Regions from separate parts of the Homo sapiens genome. Here region 1 is linked to region 2. A link is a loop called in an ENCODE intact Hi-C map of the cell type or tissue named here. Cell type or tissue: IMR-90. All regions are shown on one strand. Links, peaks and the distances in the headings refer to the core of each region. The heading gives the core; the rest is flanking DNA.

The links. Hi-C counts contacts between places; a loop is a spot of excess contacts. Peaks named below come from ENCODE experiments on the same cell type or tissue, not always from the same donor. Only the 100,000 strongest peaks of a DNase experiment are listed, where the experiment ranks them.
Region 1: it touches region 2 in a loop (4-fold over the local background); 3 of 110 quality-filtered maps call a loop at or near these places.

What each region holds. Positions count from the first base shown.
Region 1 is chr6:111,971,462-111,975,861 of GRCh38, reverse strand. No RefSeq gene overlaps it. Among named protein-coding and RNA genes, the nearest start is that of LINC02527, 64 kb to the right of the region's middle. In IMR-90, for the core only: no CTCF peak of the experiment used is centred there; DNase peaks (open chromatin) are centred at 1,721 and 2,281; H3K4me3 peaks cover 615 bases; H3K27ac peaks cover 1,451 bases.
Region 2 is chr6:112,041,322-112,045,721 of GRCh38, reverse strand. No RefSeq gene overlaps it. Among named protein-coding and RNA genes, the nearest start is that of CCN6, 11 kb to the left of the region's middle. RefSeq lists a silencer at 1,858-1,957. In IMR-90, for the core only: CTCF peaks have their summits at 1,870 (motif pointing right) and 2,533 (motif pointing right); DNase peaks (open chromatin) are centred at 631, 1,951 and 2,521; H3K4me3 peaks cover 889 bases; H3K27ac peaks cover 490 bases.

The sequences.
Region 1 (4,400 bases), core at 94-4,093, 70 kb after region 2:
ACTTGGTTCCAGAGTCGGTTCTAATGCCTTTGATGTATTCTTGGGCACACCTACCTCGAAGGCTGCAGCATCATCACTAATCCCTCTCTAGTGGCCATTGAGGGCTCGCCTTCCCAGGAAGAGTCATCTTCTTAGAAGACCTCAAAAACCATCAAGTTGTTTGTTGAGAACTGAGGGAGGGTTTCAGAATTTACTCAGGCTGCCAGCCTTAGAGGAGGTGTTTCGACATTTTCTCCAGCTCTAATACTAATGGTCTCAACTCCTACCACTGAGAAGAGTTGGCGCAAAGGGCTTCCTTTTGGTTCCAGTTTCTAACAAAACCAAAGGGAGAAATGCATCGTCCAGGAAAGTTGGTGTTTTGCTTAATCAGGCATCACCAACATAGACACTGTCTTAAAATCCCCAGCTAATCCTGCCCTCCTCATCACTCTGAGGCCAAAGTGCTGGGATTATGTTGTATTTATTTTTGTCTACTCAGTTCATCTAATTAGAATAGTAGGAGAAACAGGGCTAGGAACATACATCTCCTCATTCATGGAACCTAATAAGTGAAAGACCCGACAACCCAACCCTTTTACAAAAGTGCTTGCAATCCCTTAGGCAAGGGACCTAAGCTGCCAGTTGAGCTTCCCATGGACTGGAAACATGGAAAATGTGAGCTCTTTGTCACAGGGAGGACCTAATAAGAGACCAGGGGCCAGGAGCGGTGGCTCACGCCTATAATCCTGGCACTTTGGGAGGCCGAGGTGGGCGGATCACAAGGTCAGGAGATCAAGACCATCCGGGCTAACACGGTGAAACCCCGCCTCTACTAAATACAAAAAATTAGCCAGGCATGGTGGTACGCGCCTATAGTCCCAGCTACTTGGGAGGCTGAGGCAGGAGAATCGCTTGAACCTGGGAGGTGGAGGTTGTGGTGAGCCAAGATCGAGCCATTACACTGCAGCTTAGGCAACAAGAGCGAAACTCCATCTCAAAAAAAAAAAAGAAGAAGAAGAAAGAGACCAGGAAGATTACATGCTAAACTTTTCATAGATTACCCACATAACACTTCACAGTTATCATAATTGTCTGCTTACAGCTCTCTGTCTGGTACAAGGACTCTGTCTATCACAAGAGATGTTCAATAAATGTCTCCAATGAATAAATTACTGAATGAATGAGAGGTGTTTCCAAGTACACCATTACTATTTACCCAAATAAGAATTTAGCTTGTCTTGGTGTTTGTGTGTACACAAAGAGAAAATAAGGTAAGTCTTTCAGAAAGTACCTTACTACCTGTTTCGGATCTAAGATGGTGAAACCAGTTTTTAAAAAGAGACCACGGATCTTCCAAATGCATATACGTGTATATACTTATATAGCTATACAGAAATACACATATGCTCAAACACACACACACACACACACACACACACACCCACACACACACACAATGAGAAGTGCAGGCATCTGTAAGACTATAGCTTGGGGTAAGGTGACCTTGGACGCTTAAAGGTCATCCTTTACTGACACAATTTATACCCAGTAGCATCAAGAGAGTTTGTACTCATGTTTTCAGATAAATAAAACGACAATAAAAATTTTCTTACATTCCAAGAAATTTTGACTTTAGCTCCTGCCTTTTGTTCCATTCAGATTTTCTCCTTTTTTTCTATAATCTTCCACATGTTTCTCACACCATTAAGTGATTTTGTTACTATGGAAACCACACAGTCTGCATAAGGCTCAAGTATGATGTCAACTTAGAGAGTGATTTGAAATGTGTCCCATGGCCTGATAAAAAGCACTTGGAATAATATTGTGATGTGTCTATATAAACACATATCTGGGAATAATACACCTTTTAAAAATACAGGTGGGTATATGGGTGGGCAAACATGATTAATGAAGAATTCACTTACAGATACTGCTCCAAATGAAAATAAAGCTTGGTTAGGAAATGCCAGGTTTATAAAATCATGGTAATTATGAGTTAGAGCATGCAGAGTTTATCCCTTACATGCAAACTTTGCCTTGTTTGTGAAGTACTTAAATCCTAGCTTTCTAAAAGAGCTTTCCTAGAAATATTTAAAAACAGCACAGTGAACATCTAAGGAGAAAATTTTAGGTGACTTTCCGCCTGGAGGGGAAAGATAAAGAAGCTCTCCTCTTGGGGTGGTTTCTAAGCCTCTGGGTCCTTAATTCTCCGGCTGGAGATCTTGTTCTCATTTCCTAGGCAAAGTCCTGCCTTCAGACTAACACATATGTTTCTGATGTCATCATCTGGCCGTGAGTCTGTACATGATTCAGTGGCAGTGGAATCTCCCCTAATACTCTGAAATCACTTATTACACTGATAACAGTGGGGCGGGGGTGGGGGGACATGGAGGAGACTGGGAACCCTCGACCAAAAATCTCCCTAGGCTGTCTACTTGAGGACAAGCCACAAATCTGTGAGAGCTGTCAGACAACAAAGTAAGTGGCATGGAAGGCAAGCTCTGCTCCCTCCTCCTCTCCTCCTCAGCCGCCCTTCCTTCCGTCAGATCACTCGCAAGCGAGTCATCGCAACAACACTCCCGAGAACATTCTTGTTGGGTAATAAGAAAGCATAATTATATACTTCAGAGCTGTTGAGGTTTTCTTCTAGTTTCAAAACAATGAACATCCTGTGGAAAGATAGTGCCACTTGTGAATAAGCTGAGATTCTTTCCCCTGAACAACACACAGACAGTGGTTTGGAGGAAAAACCAGAGGACGGCCCTATTTAATGATTTTATTCCTTGGGTAACCTAACTGCATTGTTCTGTGGTACTCCCAGAAACAGGCTTCTGAAAGCATAATTATAAGTGTAATATCTTCAAAACTAAATATTGCGTTCTCTCCCTCTGTCTCTTTCTGTCTCTGCACACATGAGGACACACACACACACACACATACACTCTGAACAGGCCATCTAGTGCTGAGAGAAATGGAGTTGTTTCTAAGTTCATAGCAGGCAAAACTCGAAACTGACTTCAGTAACGTGTTATTGGTTTATTCACGTATTCCTAGTTCTCACCCCAGGCGTGATGAGTGAAGATGTGGAAAGGATTTCAAGTGTCTCCATAAGTGACATGGTGGTCTTTCTGGATTTGGAATCAGAGTGAAGCTCCATGAATGTGCAGAATTATGGGCTTTCCAGAGGCAGCCATTGGTTCCTGTGATTATCATCCCAACATTCCTCAGAGTCCCACAGAAAGTCACAAGAAACAGTTGTTGCTGGAGCTGAAGAAAACAACATTTAACATTTCAAAAATGCCAATCCTTTCAGTGCTCCTGTTTACTAATTATTGTCCATATGACTTCACAGGTGAGGAGATGGAGACCCAAAAAATGCCCTAGGCATTCCTATCTCAGTCTTTGTTCAGACTGAACTTCCAGAGCCCAGACTCTTCGCTTATGGCTAAATCAGGCCGTCCTTCAGAGAAGGCTGAGTTGCTTGTAAACCATCATGTAAGTGTGGTTCCTTGAACCACAGCCCACTAAACTCTCAGTTCCACTCTGATGGCCTCAGCAAAACATGCTTCCAAATAAAAACATCACATTGGTGATTTTATAAGGCTTAGGTCAAGTTCTTTTGACCACATGGACCCTGCCACGCGGAAATGAAAATTGTCAATAGCTGTTAGAAAATAACATCCCACAAGACGAAGCAAAGTATTCTGGAGCTCACACAACCACTAGTCACTGCCTGACTCTAGACCACAGACTCATGGAGATTCTGAGGCAGACACTGGGGATTTGATTGATTTTACTTTGGTGATGGCTTGGGACATATGATTTTCCTTCCTGAAAATCTGCTTTCTGGCAGTAAAAACCAAACCTAGGGGAATGAGTCATTTTTCCTCACCCAACTTTGGGTTCTGCTTCTCAACCAACTGGGAAATTTTGGAAACTCCAGTTTTTATGAGTGTGCAAGTGTGCACATGAGTATGCACACACATGTGTGGATGGGAAAGAGAGTGAGAGGGAGAGAGATTGATTGTGGGAAGGAGTAGGGAATGAAGAAAAATATATTTATCCTAGAGCCAATTTCTACCTGATAATTCATATTTTTAGCCTGTGGCCTTGAAGATGACTGTCATTTTATTGGCACAAATGACTTGCTGTGCAGTTTGCTGAGTAAGTGTTTTTTGTTGTTGTTGTCATTTTTTTTCTTTTTTTCTTTTTTTTAGTAGGAAAAAAATCTCAGCCATATGGGGAAAATGCTTTGGCAGATGGAGCACATCTATTCCAGACCCCAGGTCCTTCACGGCCAAGAATCTTACTCTCCTTTGTGTTAGGCCCATTCATTGATGGGGAAACAAACGCCAAGAGTTTCCCAATATCGGTGCTGAGGATTTCTGAAATGAAGAGAAATCTGGACCATTGCAGAGAAC
Region 2 (4,400 bases), core at 293-4,292:
ATATAATGCATTGCACTGTGATGTTGGAATGGCTACGATGGCACTAGGTGATTGGAGTTTTTCAGCTACACTATAACCTTATGAGACCACTTTTGTATATGAGGACTGTCATTTACTAAAACGTCATTGTGTGACATGTGACTGTATTGCACATCTCACTTACCTTTTTTTCTATATGTCTTTCTGTTAAAAGCATCCCATTTTTTTTTTACAAAGCACTAGCCTCACGATCCCAACGTGACTCTAGTCACATGTGCATGAGAGAGTAGGTTTGTTTTCTCTTCTTCCTCCACTAACGTGTATACAAGCCTTGTTAATCAACACCTGTGCATTCTCTGAGGGGCTGTTCTGTGCGTGCTAAGGTGCTGCCAATGCCCCCCACCATGGATGGAGGGACAAAGAGGTGCCAGGCTCTGCTTGGTCCCCTGTCCAACTTTTAATAAACCAGGTCCAAAAATGAGCAACCTCTGACCACCACAAAATGCTCTGCCCAGCCATCTGCGTGGGGCTTGGGTCAGAGTCTCCTTGAAAATAAACAGGTGTCCTCATTCCAAGGGCCTTTAAAAAAGTCAGGCTGTGGCCCAAGGAAAACAAGGCCAAATATCTCAGAGGTTTATAATTCATTTTGTCACTTGGCCTTGTTAGTCTGGTTTGCAGGGGGAGCTCTGTGTGGGAAACAGGGCTGAGTTAATCAGAGGCAGACACCGAGGCCGACCACATGCAAAGGAGAAGCAAGAGAAGAGGAGGACAGAAAAATTTCCAGTATTTCCAAATGTGGGTGAAGCTAATCTTTCAGAGAAGGAAAAGTATGCATAATGTGGTGTGTCATTCCTGATTTGTAAAATGCTTGCACATGTGAATCATAATTCAATTAGATGGGGACAGTGACAGGCATCCTGGACTTGGAGTCAAAAGACCCTCATTCACCTTCAAGCTCTGCTACTTTTCTGAGCTCACTCACCTTAGACAATTTCCTTCAGGCCTCCCTGCCTCCAAGCTTCCTACCTCCCCCAGTCCAGCCTCAACATTGCCATTTGATCTCTTTTTCTTAAACACAAATTAGATCATGTCACTCTCCCGCTCAAAACCCTTTTTCACTCCCCCTGGAATAGAACCCAGCTCCTGGGAAGCACAGTAGAAGGCCTTCCACGATGAAGCAACCTCACCCCTGCACTATCCTTGCCTCACCTGCCAGCTCAGGTAGCACAGACCTGCTGTACTGCGAGTCCCCCAGCCTCTTGCTTTTGCTTATGCGATTCTACCAGGACAACCCTGCCCACTGCTTTATCTGATAAGCAGTTTGCACAAGCGACTTCTCCCCTGAGAACGCTTCCTAACCAGCACCCACAGCAAAGCTCCTCAAGCAATTAGCGTGCCACCCTGCCCTTGTAAAGCCCATACTGCAATCATCTGTTTATATGCACGGTTGCAAGATTTTGCTTATAAAAATAATGATAATAATAGATGCCCAGTTAACTGCTTTAGCATATATGGGACACACACACACACAAATTCCGTGTTAACCTGAAATTCAAATTTAACTGGGCATATGTTCATATGGCTTGTCCCTACTAGACTGGGTCACTGAAAATAGAGACTGAGACATCTTCATAGCCTTGGTACCCACAACATGACTGACTTACAGCAGGGGCTTGGGAAATACTTACTTTAGAGTTTTTAGCCTTAAAGTTACTAATCTTACAGGAAAATGAATAAACACTCCACTCACTTTTTATTTGCCTTCTTCAGTGAGATCTACATTAAGTGAGATCTAGGTTTTGCAGAAGGCTAAAGGTCACCCTTCTGCAAAATCTAGATTGCAGTTTCCAGACTGTCCGGCTCCAACCTGCCATGAGCCCCTGCGGACGCTAGATGGCGGAATGGGTTAAGGGACTAGCCCTGCTCTGGGGTCCGGGCGCCCCTATATAAAAGCAGGCGCTTCCTCTGCCGCAGAGCCCTGCATTATTGATTGTGACGCTGCCGCAGAGGTGGGAGGAGCCCGCCGCCATCTCGCCAAGTCTGCAGTATCGGGAACATGGCTTTAGGATCCTTTTCTCTCTCTGCAAAAAGTCCCTCGATAGCTGGAAAGAGAGAGCTCTCTGTGGCCCACATGATTGTTTTCATTCATAGGAAGATCAGACCTTCCCATAGTCAGAATCATTTTTATTTCACATTGTCATTCTGAATAGCGGCACCAAAGAATAGCAGCTGTACTTTCTGAAAGCCACTGATTTGAATCGGCACCTATCGTAAAATATTACCGCGTCACTGAAAGGCAAAATAGTCGGGGGCGGTGGGGGAAATTCATCATCTCTTTAGGTTTCTCAGTTACAAAACATTCTTATAAAAATAGATGAAAGTACTACGGACGTAAAATAGTTTCATGATATTTAAAACCACGGCCGTATTTTCAACCAGCATTCATTGGAACCGGAATCTGTATCTTGGAACTGAAAAGCGCTGATCTGAAACTAAACCGTGGGTGGGGCCCTGACGCCGTCCCCTCCGTGGCACCCTTCCCTCCGGGCCAGCAGAGGGCGCTCAACGGGCAGTCAAAGGGGCTCTCGCAGGAGTCCTGCCTATACAAACATTTTATTTTAGCAGGGAACTGAGTTGTCTATTTACTCACCAGTGTTTTTATTTAGCCAATGCCTTTCTTTGAATATAGATGTGCTGATTAGAGTGCTGTATTGTTCCCTCTCTTTATGAGCCACACATATAATGCATCCTCCATGTTGTCTCATTTGAGTTTCCTTTGTGAAATGAGAATTTAGAGACAGTGTAAAACATCTTGACTAAAGAATCTTAGATTCTGTACTCATAACCATCAAATATAATTCAACAACACATTTAAAGCAGCTTTTCCTGTTGAATCTTTCCCAAGCATTTTGCTTTTTCTTTCCATTGGAAATATCTTTCTTCATGTATCTGTGTATCATCAGTTTTAGTAATATTTGCTCAAATTAATATTTGCTCAAATTGTGTCGTTATCGGGATACAATTAAGTGGAATGAACAGATTAGGAAAGAGGCAAACAACACACTGGGCCTACTAAAGAGGAGCCTCCTCTCCTACCAGCTGTGAGCTCTCAGTGAGCTCAGGGTGTGTTCGTATGTTCCACGAAAGAAACTAAGAGTTAATTAATCTGTCCTGGTACGCGGAGGTCAATCAAGACAGTTTCCACCTGAATTCAGAAAGGTTACATCATTGTTTAAAAGAAATACACACACACACACACACACACACACACACACACACACACCACTTTTCCAAATCCACATGTAATGTAATTGAATCAACTGCTAAATCAAATGCTGTCTTAAGACTTGACAGAACAAAACTGAGCTCACGCTTACACACACTAGGACTGTTAATTGATGAGGCTCATCCACAAAAGACTCTCCAAAGTGAATCTCGTGTCACAGTTTCAGAGTGTGGAAAGCAACTCTTCAGTCCTGGATGATGGCTTTCAGAATGCCATCTGTGTCCTGTGCATGCCAGGCACACAGACACTGCCCTTACCTGCCCCTCAGGTTTTATGTCCAAAGTTAGTATGTCCACCTTCAGTAAGCAAGAATATCAGTTCTTAAACTCAGGTTCACAATAAATATATTTTTAGAATCCCTTAAATCAAGTCGCATGTAACTCCAAGTCCCCCTTTTATTGAGCTGTTGGACAGCTGAATCATAATCATTATTGGGCACCTCCTCCATCCTGGTTTGGGTCAGGGTTCCAGGTCCCTGCAGCCCACAGGCAATGGTTCCTTCAGGTTTGACAATCCTGCTATTTCAGTACCAGCCTTGGGTCATGAGAACATTGGTGCACTGGAAGATGCTGCATCTAGGGACCAATCTCCCTGGCTGGAGTCGCTGCTAGGGATATCTTGGCACCTCCCCAGCCCAGCACACTGCCAAGGAGAGGTGAGCAGCTCCCATTCTCACAGGACCTCTGACCAGTCTTGGGGGAGGAGAATCTCTTCCAGCCACCTAGCTGCTCCAAAAATGTGCCACTTCCTCCTCCCACTCTAGGAATTTACTGTAAACGGTAGTATCAGCTGTAAACCCTTTCAAACAAGATGGTGCCACCATCCCCACCCCCATTCCCAATAAAACTAAGGAGCTGCAGAAACTAAATGTGTGGATTGGCACTGCATGGGAAAAAGTTCTGTTCTAATGGGACAACGTAATGCTAAAGATTCAAAGCCACTTTGATCAAAAACATTCTGTCTTTTCTGGACAGTTACAAAAAGAGGAAAGATGGAAACTTTCCCACCATGGAGAACATGGGAGCTCTGTTTTGGGGCTCTTGAAGCATTTCCATGTATAAACACTTTGTTTTGTTAGCCAGCATTTTCGGTTCATGCATTCCTTCAGTCCCACCTCTAATTAAGCAAAGGCATT